Regions from separate parts of the Homo sapiens genome. Here region 1 is linked to region 2. A link is an interaction called in ENCODE POLR2A ChIA-PET data of the cell type or tissue named here. Cell type or tissue: A673. All regions are shown on one strand. Links, peaks and the distances in the headings refer to the core of each region. The heading gives the core; the rest is flanking DNA.

Evidence for each region. ChIA-PET counts read pairs that join two places held together with the same protein. Peaks named below come from ENCODE experiments on the same cell type or tissue, not always from the same donor. Only the 100,000 strongest peaks of a DNase experiment are listed, where the experiment ranks them.
Region 1: POLR2A ChIA-PET joins it to region 2 with 7 read pairs; 2 of 35 experiments call an interaction of 5 or more read pairs at or near these places.

Annotation. Positions count from the first base shown.
Region 1 is chr12:51,956,165-51,961,536 of GRCh38, reverse strand. The region is part of intron 1 of ACVR1B (activin A receptor type 1B); the gene reads right to left. Among named protein-coding and RNA genes, the nearest start is that of ACVR1B, 7.2 kb to the right of the region's middle. In A673, for the core only: no CTCF peak of the experiment used is centred there; no DNase peak of the experiment used is centred there; H3K27ac peaks cover 864 bases.
Region 2 is chr12:51,861,525-51,866,896 of GRCh38, reverse strand. No RefSeq gene overlaps it. Among named protein-coding and RNA genes, the nearest start is that of FIGNL2, 15 kb to the right of the region's middle. RefSeq lists an enhancer at 3,373-3,893. In A673, for the core only: no CTCF peak of the experiment used is centred there; a DNase peak (open chromatin) is centred at 2,396; H3K4me3 peaks cover 572 bases.

The DNA.
Region 1 (5,372 bases), core at 277-5,276, 94 kb before region 2:
GATCAAGTTCATTTGGCTGGAATAAAATGGGTAGGTGGTAGGATAAACAGAGATGAAAGAGGTGAGGTAGAAAGAGAGATTATGATGTTCCAAGTAACTCACAAATGTTTGCGGCATTTTTTGAGTAGGTTTAAAATACTATATATACAAGATTATAATAACATTAGAGCAAAACAGAATTGGAATTATTTACCTAGGATTTTACTGAGAGGATGGAAAAGAAATGAATTAATTCAATTAAACAAACTTATTAAGTACTTGAAACATGCAAGGCTCTGTGCAGGCCGAAGCCATATAACAAATAAGCCAGCTCCCCGCACCAATTCTTTGGGCATGGAGAGTGGGAGAAGACAACTATAAACAGTGCAACTCCAACTACCAATACAGGCTGAGGGGAAAAGCAGAGAGGATGGAATCACTGACCGGGAGAACACAAGAGGACGAAGGTCCACACTGGAGGACGCTGGGTTTGGCTAGGAAGAGAAGTGGGGAGAAGCATTCCAGAGAAAAGGAAAAGGGAAAGCAAAGGGCTGTGAAAAAATATTAGCTACACTGGGTTCAGAGTAAATTGACAGTTCGAACAATGCCAAGGTTCCAGCCAAAGGCAAGAAGAGTCAGGGAGACTAAGACCAGATGAAACTGATTGCAATGCTAAGCTAAGGGGTCTAGAGTTGATCCTAGAAGCCACACAACCTCTAGGTCAGACAAACAGGGTGCATTTCCAAAGTTAGATCTAGCCGTAGGATGGAAAACAAATGGGAGATTGAAGGCAGAGAGCCTGGTTAGAAGGTCACTTTTACAGTACTCACAGTTTATAGCACAGTACAATATTTAGAGCACATGTTTTGGACTTGGATAGACTTTGGACCCACTGCTTAACTTCTCTATGCCCTAGTTTTCTCATCTGTAAAATGGGAATAAGAGCCCCTAGCCCCTCAAAGAATAACTACATAGAGTAAATGATACAACACAGGTGCTTAGCATAATACTTTAGTATATAGTAAACATTCAGCAAATCAGATGCTTTTATTACAATTGTCACCTGAACTCCTCATAGTTTGTGGTAGTTCCAACAAGCAGAAAAAAAGTCCATTTGTGTGTAAACTTTTTTTTTTGAGACAGGATCTCACTCTGTCACCCAGGGTGGAGTGCAGTGGTGCAATCATGGTTTGCTGTAGCCTCAATCTCCTGGTCTCAAGCTATCCTCCCACCTCAGCCTCCCAAGTAGCTGGGACCACAGGCACACGCCACCAAGCCCTTGTAATTTTTAAAAATGTTTTGTAGAGACGAGGTCTCACTATATTGCCCAGGCTAGTCTCAAACTCCTGGACTGAAGCGATCCCCTGTACCTCATTCTCCAAAGTGTTGGGATTACAGGCATGAGCCACTGTGGCCGGTCTCTGTGTGTAAACTTCCAAAGGGCAAGGACAGACTCTTTCCTCAGGATCCCTCTCAGCATTCAGCTTGGTGCTAGGCACATCCTGGATATCAGAAATGAACACTGACTGATTACAATTCAATCTTATCTTCTACAGGTATAAAAGGTAATATGCAAACATATACCAAAGCAATATACAAGGATGTGGGGCAAGGTGAGTCCTCTACCACAAAAAAAAAAAAAACCCAGAAAATACTTCAATTCCCAGATTCCTCAACTCAAACATCCCAAGCACCTAAAAAACTTATTTCCAAAGCATCCACAATCCCCTCTCCCCTCCACTCACAAATATCTAGAAAAAAGTTATAGTCAGATGAAAGCCACATGTGGTCAAAGGATTTATTTTTATATGTGAGTGATGGGATGGCTGGGCACCAGGTCTCAAGTACCCTCATGCCTATCTTGGGGTATTTCTCATTATTCCCCTCTCTTGCTTTACCTATTTTCACCATCACCATTTGACTCACCCCCACCCAATGCATACATTTTTTAAACCACCACCTAGTTACTATTTCACAGTTCCTACAGGTCAGAAGTCCAGGCACAGCACCGACAGTGCCAGTTAGGGCTGCCTTCTCATCTAGGATTGGGTCCTCCTCCAAGCTTACTGGTTGTTGACAAGATCCACTGCCTTGCAGATGAAGGACTGAGGTCCCCATGTTCCTCCTAGCTGTCAGCTGGGAACCACTCTCAGCTCCTAGAGTTTGCCTGCAGTTCCTTGCCATGTGGCTGTTGGGATCGGCAGTTCACAACATGGACGTCTGCTTGCTTCCAAGCCAGCTGGAACATCTGATTTCCTCTTGTGCAATCAGCTGAGAAATCTCTCTGCTTTGAAAGGGCTAGTTCAATCAAGACAGACCCACCATGATAACCTCCTTTAGATGGCTAAAGGTCAACTGATTGAGACCTTAATTCTATCTACAAAGACTAGCATTTGACTGAATACCTGAAGCAGGTGTGTGTACACCAAACATGGGGAATCTTGGGGAAGTGAGGAGCAGAAGGTGGACTGTAGTAGGCACAACTGCTTTACATTTTATACTTTTGTTTATTGTCCACCTCACCTGGCAGAAGGTAAGCTTTCTGAGAGAAGGCAATTTTGTCTCCTTTCGTTTACTACTGTATCCCTAACACCTGCAACAATGCCTAGTATATGACAGGTGCTCAATAAATATGTGTCAAGGGACCCTTTGGATCAGGGGTCCCCAACCCCTGGGGCCACAGACCGGTACTGGTCCACGGCCTGTTAGGAACCAGGCCACACAGCAGGAGGTAAGTGGCAGGCGGGTACCTGAGCTCTGCCTCCTGTCACATCAGCGGCGGCATTAGATTCTCATAGGAGTGGGAAACCTACGGTGAACCGCGCATGCGAGGCATCTAGCTTGCATGCACCTTATGAGAATCTAACATGCTTGATGTGCCTGATGATCTTTCTTTTCTTTTTTTTTTTTTTTGAGGAGTCTCACTCTGTTCCCCAGGCTGGAGTGCAGTGGCGTGATCTCGGCTGACTGCAACCTCCGCCTCCCGGATTCAAGCTATTCTCCTGCCTCAGCCTCCTGAGTAGCTGAGATTACAGGCATGCGCTGCCACTACCATGCCCGGCTAATTTTTTATTTTCAGTAGAGATGGGGTTTCACCATGTTGGCCAGGCTGGTCTTGAACTCCCAACCTCAGGTGATCCACCCACCTCGGCCTGATGTGCTTGATGATCTGAGGTGGAACAGTTTCATCCCAAAATCATATCTCCCCTACTTCCCCTGTGGGAAAATTATCTTCCACGAAACCAGTCCCTGATGTCAAAAAGATTGGGGACCACTGCCCTAGATCACCATGGTAGGTACTCAACATGCATATGTTTAGTTTGCAGTCTGGAAATGGGACTTCTAACTACATGTATTAAAATTCTGGTTTAGTGAAATTCTACAATTTTATTTCTACCACTTTTGTATACAGTTCTAACAAAATATGGTTAATGCAAATTTATTTGTAACCCCAATATCAACATTCATGGTACCTTCCTGCTCACTGACAGCCATGCACAGAATAGTGAAACATCTGAAACACCCACCACATGCATTCCCAACTGAGGTCAAACAAGGCAACACCCTGCCTTCTTGTTTCAGCTGGCATACTGTAAACAAGTTATCCTTTCTGCAGTATATTTAGTGTCATGCTTTTCATTGATGATTTTGCTGTATAAAATGGTCCCCCACAAGTAGTGCTGAAGTGCTGTCTAGAGTTCCTAAGTGCAAGAAGATAGTGATATGCCTCACAGAGAAAATACATGTTAGAGAAGCTTAGTTCAGGCATGAGTTAATAGTGCTGCTGTCAGTAAAGTTCAATGTTAATGAACCAACAATATATATTAAATAAGGTGTCTTTAAACAGAAACAAAGCCAGGCATGGTAGCTCAGGCCTGTAATCCCAGCCCTTTGGGAGGCCAAGGCAGGAGGATAATTTGAGCCCAGGAATTTGAGACCAGCCTGGGCAACAAGTGAGACCCCATCTCTACAAAAAATTTAAACATTAGCCGGGTATGGTGGCATGTGCGTGTGATCCTAGCCACTTGGGAGGCTGACAAAGGAGGATTCCTTGAGCCCAGGAGTTTCAGGCTGCAGTGAGCTATGATGTTTTTGGCTTTTTTTTTTTTTTTTTTTGACGGAGTCTCACTCCGTTGCCTAGGCTGGAGTGCAGTGGCGCAGTCTCCGCTCACTGCAACCTCTGCCTCCCAGGTTCAAGTGATTCTCCTGCCTCAGCCTCCTGAGTAGCTGGGATTACAGGCACACCACCACACCTGGCTAATTTTTGTATTTTTAATAGAGACGGGGTTTCAGCATGTTTGTCAGGCTGGTCTCGAACTCCTGACCTCATGATCCACCTGCCTCGGCCTCCCAAAGTGCTGGCATTACAGGCGTGAGCCACTGTGCCTGGCCTATGATACACTCTCGTACTATACAGCCTGGGTGACAGAGCAGGACACTGTCTCAAAAAAATAAAAATTAAAAATAAAAATAAACAGAAACACATGAAACAGGCCAGGTTCAGTGGCTCATACCCGTAATCTCAGCAGGTGAAGCCCAGGTGAGTGGATTGCTTGAGCCCAGGAGTTCAAGACCAGCCTGGGCAACATGTCGAAACCCTGTCTCTACCAAAAAGTAAATAAATACAAAAATTAGCCAGGTGTGGTGGTGTACACCTGAGGTCTCAGCTACTCAGGAGGCTGAGGTGGGAGGATTGCTTGAGCCTGGGAGGCAGAAACTGCAGTGAGTGAGATCATGTCACTGGACTCTAACCTGGGCAACAGAGCAAGACCCTGTCTCAAAAAAAGAAAAAAAAAGAAACACATAAAATAAGGTTATGTATTGACAGGTTGAAAAAGTGACCAGAGGCTCGCAGGAACCTAGCCCTGTATTTCCCCTAGGAGCAATGGTTGAAGATTTGGTAATTCAGTTCTACAATTCAACTTTATGGAACTACCACAAATAACAAGACTGTATTAGCCCCATTTTACAGATAAAACAATGAAGCTGATAGAGAGGTGAAGTGGCAGCTCCAGGCACACTATGGCACAGCATCCTGTTTTATTTTCTTCACAGCACTCATGGACTGATAATTGTGTTTACTTATTTATTTTCAGTCTAAGCCATTGCAATTATAAGTTCCATAATAGAGATTTAGGGACTTTTGTTCATCTTGTTCTCTGTTATTTCCCCATGCCAAAAACTGTTCCAGGCACATACCCAATCCAATGAATAAAGAAATCTCCTATATGTTAACTGTGTAAATATTAGGTGTGATGTTATGGTTTAAAGGGAAAGGCAGTTACTTTCATTATGCTAAATTCAAAATATTTAGGGAGACAAATGCAGGCTTAAGACTGGGTGGACACTAAAGAAAACCAAAAAGCCCAGAGTTGCCTAAAGTGGCACTGTCT
Region 2 (5,372 bases), core at 102-5,101:
CAAGCAATCCTCCCACCTTAGTCTCCTGAGTAGCTGGGACTACAAGCACACACCACCACACCTGGCTATGTTTTTTTGTTGTTGTTTCCTTTTTTTTTTTTTTTTTTTGTAAAGACGCGGTTTCGCCGTGTTGCTCAGGCTGGTCTCTAATTCCTGGGCTCAAGTGATCTGCCCACCTCGCCTTCCAAAGTGCTCTGATTACAGGCGTGAGTCACTATGCCCAGCCAAAAAAAAATTTTTTTTAATAAATGTAGATTTTGGTGTTGCCTCCTGGCTTTTAAATCTTGACAACTATTTTTAAAAAAGTTTAATTATGTGAGTGCCCTAACTACACAGGACACAAACATAATGGGACTAGATTTGGCCCACTGGCCACCAGTCTTCAATGGCTTCAGAGTTGCTGGAAAGCTATTGGAAGTTGTGCAAGGAGGGAAACAATCCGAATAACAGGCCTGAGTTTTAGGACACTCGCTCAGGGGCAGTGTGGAGGAATGGACTGGTAGCAGAAGGTGAATGGGGGCAGTTGCAGTTGTCCAGGCCAGAGGGGCTGAGGCCTGAACAAAAGTGGCTGACCGGGAGATGGGGAAGACTCCCCAGGCACACTGTAGGGATCTTCAGGGATTGGCCCACCCTGGGAAGTTAAAGGTTTAAAGTCTCCTATCCCTTTGTCCCCTCTGAGGGATTGCAAAACATCATCATCTAGTGGGTGGAGAGGCCTATTTAGAGTTGGATACCCCTGGAAATTCCCAAGGGTGGGTGCTGGCAGGCCACCCCATGGGGCTAGTAAGACATTCCAAACTGCCTGCAGAGGGAGGGGTTGTCCTGGGGGAGGGGCTCAGGAATCTGGCCTGGCCTTCAGGAAGACCCCAGCCAGCCCTAATGGGAACCACACGTGGGGTGAGTTTGGAATCCCGGATTGCCTGTGACGTTTGGCTTTGGAATCGGACACTTGGCTGGGGTCGCTCCTGACCTGCTGAAGTCTGAGGCCTCCCAGCCCCAGCTCTCCTCCTAATCGCTGCCAGACGCATTCTGCCCTGGGGCCTGCCTGGTTTCTGGAGAGAGGGTGCTCCTTGGACCCCACTTGCTGTAAGATCATCATCTACACCCTGGGGGAGTAGGGGTCCTCAGGCAGGAATTCCAGGCTTCCTGCACGGCCAAGGGTTGATGCTCTCAGAGATTGCCGACCAAGAAGTTCCTTCCAGTGTCCATCAAAACAGTATTCCCTGAATTTACAACCCTCTTGGAGTCCTGATGGCTTCTGGCCTTGCAGAGACCGGTACCCTCAGCCTCCACCCCTCCCCTGCAGCGTCTGCGGGTGCTCTGTGGCTCTGGCAGTCGGAGCCTCCCCCCATGCCCCACAGGGTTAATTCCTTGCACCATCCTCAGGCACTAGGAGCAAGGAGCAGTCCAAAGGGCAGGGGACAAGCCCTGTGAACAGGTGGTTTGCTCCTGAGGAGTCCTTGAAAATCCAGAGGAGGGAAATGAGTCTCTCCTAGCACACTTCCCAAGACTTTCTCTTCCTCCCGACCCAAATACCTCCTTGTCTGAGGACTAGAGCTGCCGCGTGAAGAGATGTGTCAATACATCATAGAGGGCCTAGAAAAACTCTTGGTCTTTATTTGAGTGGCTCACCCAGTCCTTGAGCCATGGCTGTCATCACATCTGCTAAGCCCTCTTCATAACCCTCTGACTATTGTGTGTGTGTGTGGGTGGAGGATGCAGTTTCTGCTTAAGTCCCTGACACTCCCAAGGGCCCCCTCAGGCCCAGCCCCCTCCCCCTTGGTACCCTCTTTGAGAACTTCCAGGCAGCCTGCTCAGCATCAGGCCAGGGGCCCAGGAGCTCGGACAGGCTGCATTCCTGAGGGCAGGGAAGAGGAGGGGAGGACTGTACAAAGCCCACTACTCCCTTCCAGCACACACCCGGAGCTGCCCAGACTGATGCTCTCTCTAGCCACGCTGAGGATGGCCAGTGTAGCTCCATAAAAACCCGGCAGTAGGGCCAGGGAAGTAGGGGCTCTTCTAAAGATTAAGCCTTCTGTGCCCTGGAGCTCTTCCACTCCCGGTGGGACCTAAGGTTCCAGCATGAATAGGAGCTCATGGTGGGCACTGGGTAAAGGGTCGTGCGGCGAGGTGACCAGGCGTTGAGCAGACACAGCCCCCTTGGCATAACTTAACATTCCTTCTGCAGGGCAGCTCAGTCTCCCAAAAGTCTCTAGAGAGGGCGCAGGGACCTCCAGAGAGAAATCAGACCCAGCCGAATGGAAGCCCGGCAGCCGCTGCAGAAGCTGACAGCACGCTGGGGAGGAGCGGCACCTCCTCTGGAGCTGAGGATTCGGGTAGTCCCTCCAACCCAGTCCGTCCCCATCCCCCAGCCCGATTTCGGGAAGCTCTCCCAATGAATATTTAATAGCATAGCGCTAGGCCTGATTGAATTTTAATGCTGGCGACCCGAGCCCGGAGCCCAAGTCCAGGCAATTAGTCAGGAGCCATTAACGCTGACGGAGCTGATTTACGGGCGGGACCGGGCCCCGGGCCGGGGGCGCCCAGGATGGCGGGCGGCCGGGGATTGGGCGGACTGAGCCTCTGCGGCAGCCAATCTTTGCGGCTGCCTCGGCCTACTTTGCATCTCATTTGCATAGCGCTCCCAGGGGCAGCCCGGGGCACGGCCTGGGGAGGCCCTGTGCCGGGGGTCTGGGAGGCGGGAGGGTGATGGGGAGTGGGGCCCAGGCGTGGCCCTCCTCCCGGGGCCGGACTAGAATTTATGGCAAAACCTCTCTCGGTTTGCACGTGGAATTCCATCAGACAATCCCGCTGTTCCCTGGTAGGGTCCAGGTCTGAGGGCAAATTCCAAAGGCAACGGAGGGGAGCAGAGACCAGGGCCGACCTGGAAGCCAGGCAGCTCCGCTGCGTCTCGGGACCTAACAAAGGGCGCCGCGGTTAGCAGAGGGAGGAGCCTTTCCCGCCCTTGCTGTGTGCCAGGCGCTGTGCCTGCCTAAATCTCCACTTTCCTGCCCTGCTGCCCACCCCCTCCCGGCCCCGCCCTCCTCCCCCGGCCTCTCAGAGGGGGCATCTACGCTGATGGGAATGGAGCTGGTGGTTTTCAGGGTTTTTGTGGTTTTCAGGCTGGATTATGCCCCAGAAGGCTAGGGAGGAAGCCAAGGGCCCTCGGAGGAGACGGCCCTCCTCTCCGCCTTGCCCCTCATCCCTCTGACCTGTGTGAATGAGCTGGGACTCAGCCTGGAGGGCTCTATTGAACTATGCCCGACCTCTTAAATCATAGGTCAAGGATTTAGCTGGCCTGTCTGCTGCCACTCTGGCAGGTGGCCTCCTCCTCGCCAGCCCCACCCCTTTCCCAGCGGGTCCACGGAGCTGTGGTGGTGCTGCGGTGGAAGGCGGCATCCTTCCCTTTGCAGTCAGGCGTCCCCATGGGGTCAGACCTCCCTTGAGCTGGCACGGAGAAAGCCCACGGTTTGTACTGGGGGCATGGGCAATGGAGTAGGGTGGATAGAGCTCTGGGCTGGAAGGCCAGAACCTACACGGAGGCAGTGGGGAGGTTGGCAGAGAATGGAGAGACATTAGTCAAGGAAGGCTTCCTGTTAGAGGCAGGGCAGAGTAGAGACTGGAAGGGAGGGAGGGAAGGGGTCAAGGAAAAAGGAAAGGAGAAGAAATCTTCCACAGGGGATCATCCTGTTTGAGGCAAGAGAGAGTAAGCTGAAAGCCCAAAGAGCCTCACGCTGAGTTTGGTATTCTAGTGCAGAGGCTCAGCAGGAGGCTGCCCTCCTAGGCCTAACCCGAAGACGCAGGCTGTGAAGGGATGAAGGGATGATGACCTTATTATCACCGTTTAAGGAGTACCTGCTATGTGCCAGGCACTATGCTAAGCACTGCCAATATATTGTTTCATCTAATCTTGTTTTTTTCTTTTTGTTATGTTTCATCTAAAGTTTTGTTTTGTTTTGTTTTGTTTTGTTTTGAGACGGAGTCTCGCTCTGTCGCCCAGGCTGGAGTGCAGTGGCTGATCTCAGCTCACTGCAACCTCTGCCTCCCGGGTTCAAGTGATTCTCCTTCCTTAGCCTCCTGAGTAGCTGGGATTAAAAATGTGCACAACCACGCCCAGCTAATTTTTGTACTTTTAGTAGAGACAGGGTTTCACCATGTTTGTCAGGCTGCTCCCAAATTCCTGAACTTGTGATCCACCAGCCTCAGCCTCCCAAAGTGCTGGGATTTTAGGCATGAGCCACTGTGCCCGACCTCATGTAATCTTTATAGCAACCCAATGAGCTAAGTATTTTTAGAATTCCCATTTTACAGATGAGGATACTGAGGCTCCGAGAAAGGTGGTAGTTTGACCCAGATCACATAGCTAGTGGGTGGCAGAACGCTTGCTCTTGTCCACCACGCCGTACTGCTCACAGATACCTCAAACTTACACTTTTTCACCCCCCAAACCTGTTTCTCCTACTGTATCTCTTCTCTCCTTTTACCGGCACCTACCTGGTGATGAAAACAGATCCTGCATGTAATCTTTGCCAAAAGCCTGAGAAATGATCCCATCCACATTGTCACCCATGCCCGAGTGCTTGGCGTTATCGATCATTTACAGTCCCAAAGGTTTCTAAGTTCTGTTCCCTCCTCTCTGCCTGCCCCTGCTTGGTTCAGGCTCAGGTCATCCTTGCCAGGGCCAGGGGAGGTACACCACATTGAACCTCCGTCTGCGCCAGGCTCTGTGCTAAGAGCTTTCAGGCATTGTCTCTGCATCAGCCCTCTCCAGAAGCCTAAGACTAGGTCCTTTGATTACCAGGGTCTCCATTTCACAGATGGGCTGGGGAAGGTTGGGGAACTGTGGGAAGAAATCCCCAGCTATACTGGGCCTGATGGTGGAGCAGCAAGCAGACCCCACCGGATCAAGCGCGCTTCAGAGTCTCTTGCCTTCTCAGCTGCTCTTCAAAACCCACTTCCCCAGGCTGGTTCTGGATGCCTCTCCTCCCCCTTGACATAAAGGTGTTTTGGGCTTCCAGCTATGAGAGACCCAACTTAAAAATGGCTTATACAGCATTTATAATGTCACAAAACAAGAAGTCCCAAGGCTGTTGGTGAAGTCAGTGGCTCAACAGTGTTATCAAGGACCTAGGTTACTTCTGTACTTCTTTGTTTCTTGTTTGTTTGGTTTTCTTTTTCTTTCCTTCTTTCGTCAACTTTATTGAAATACAATTTATATGCAGTAGGATGCACAGATTTTATTTTATTGTTTATTTGTTTATTAAGACAGTGTCTCCCTCTGTCACCTAGGCTGGAGTGCAGTAGCACAATCACAGCTTACTGCAGAATTGACCTCCTCGGGCTGAGGTGATCCTGCCACCTCAGCCTCCTGA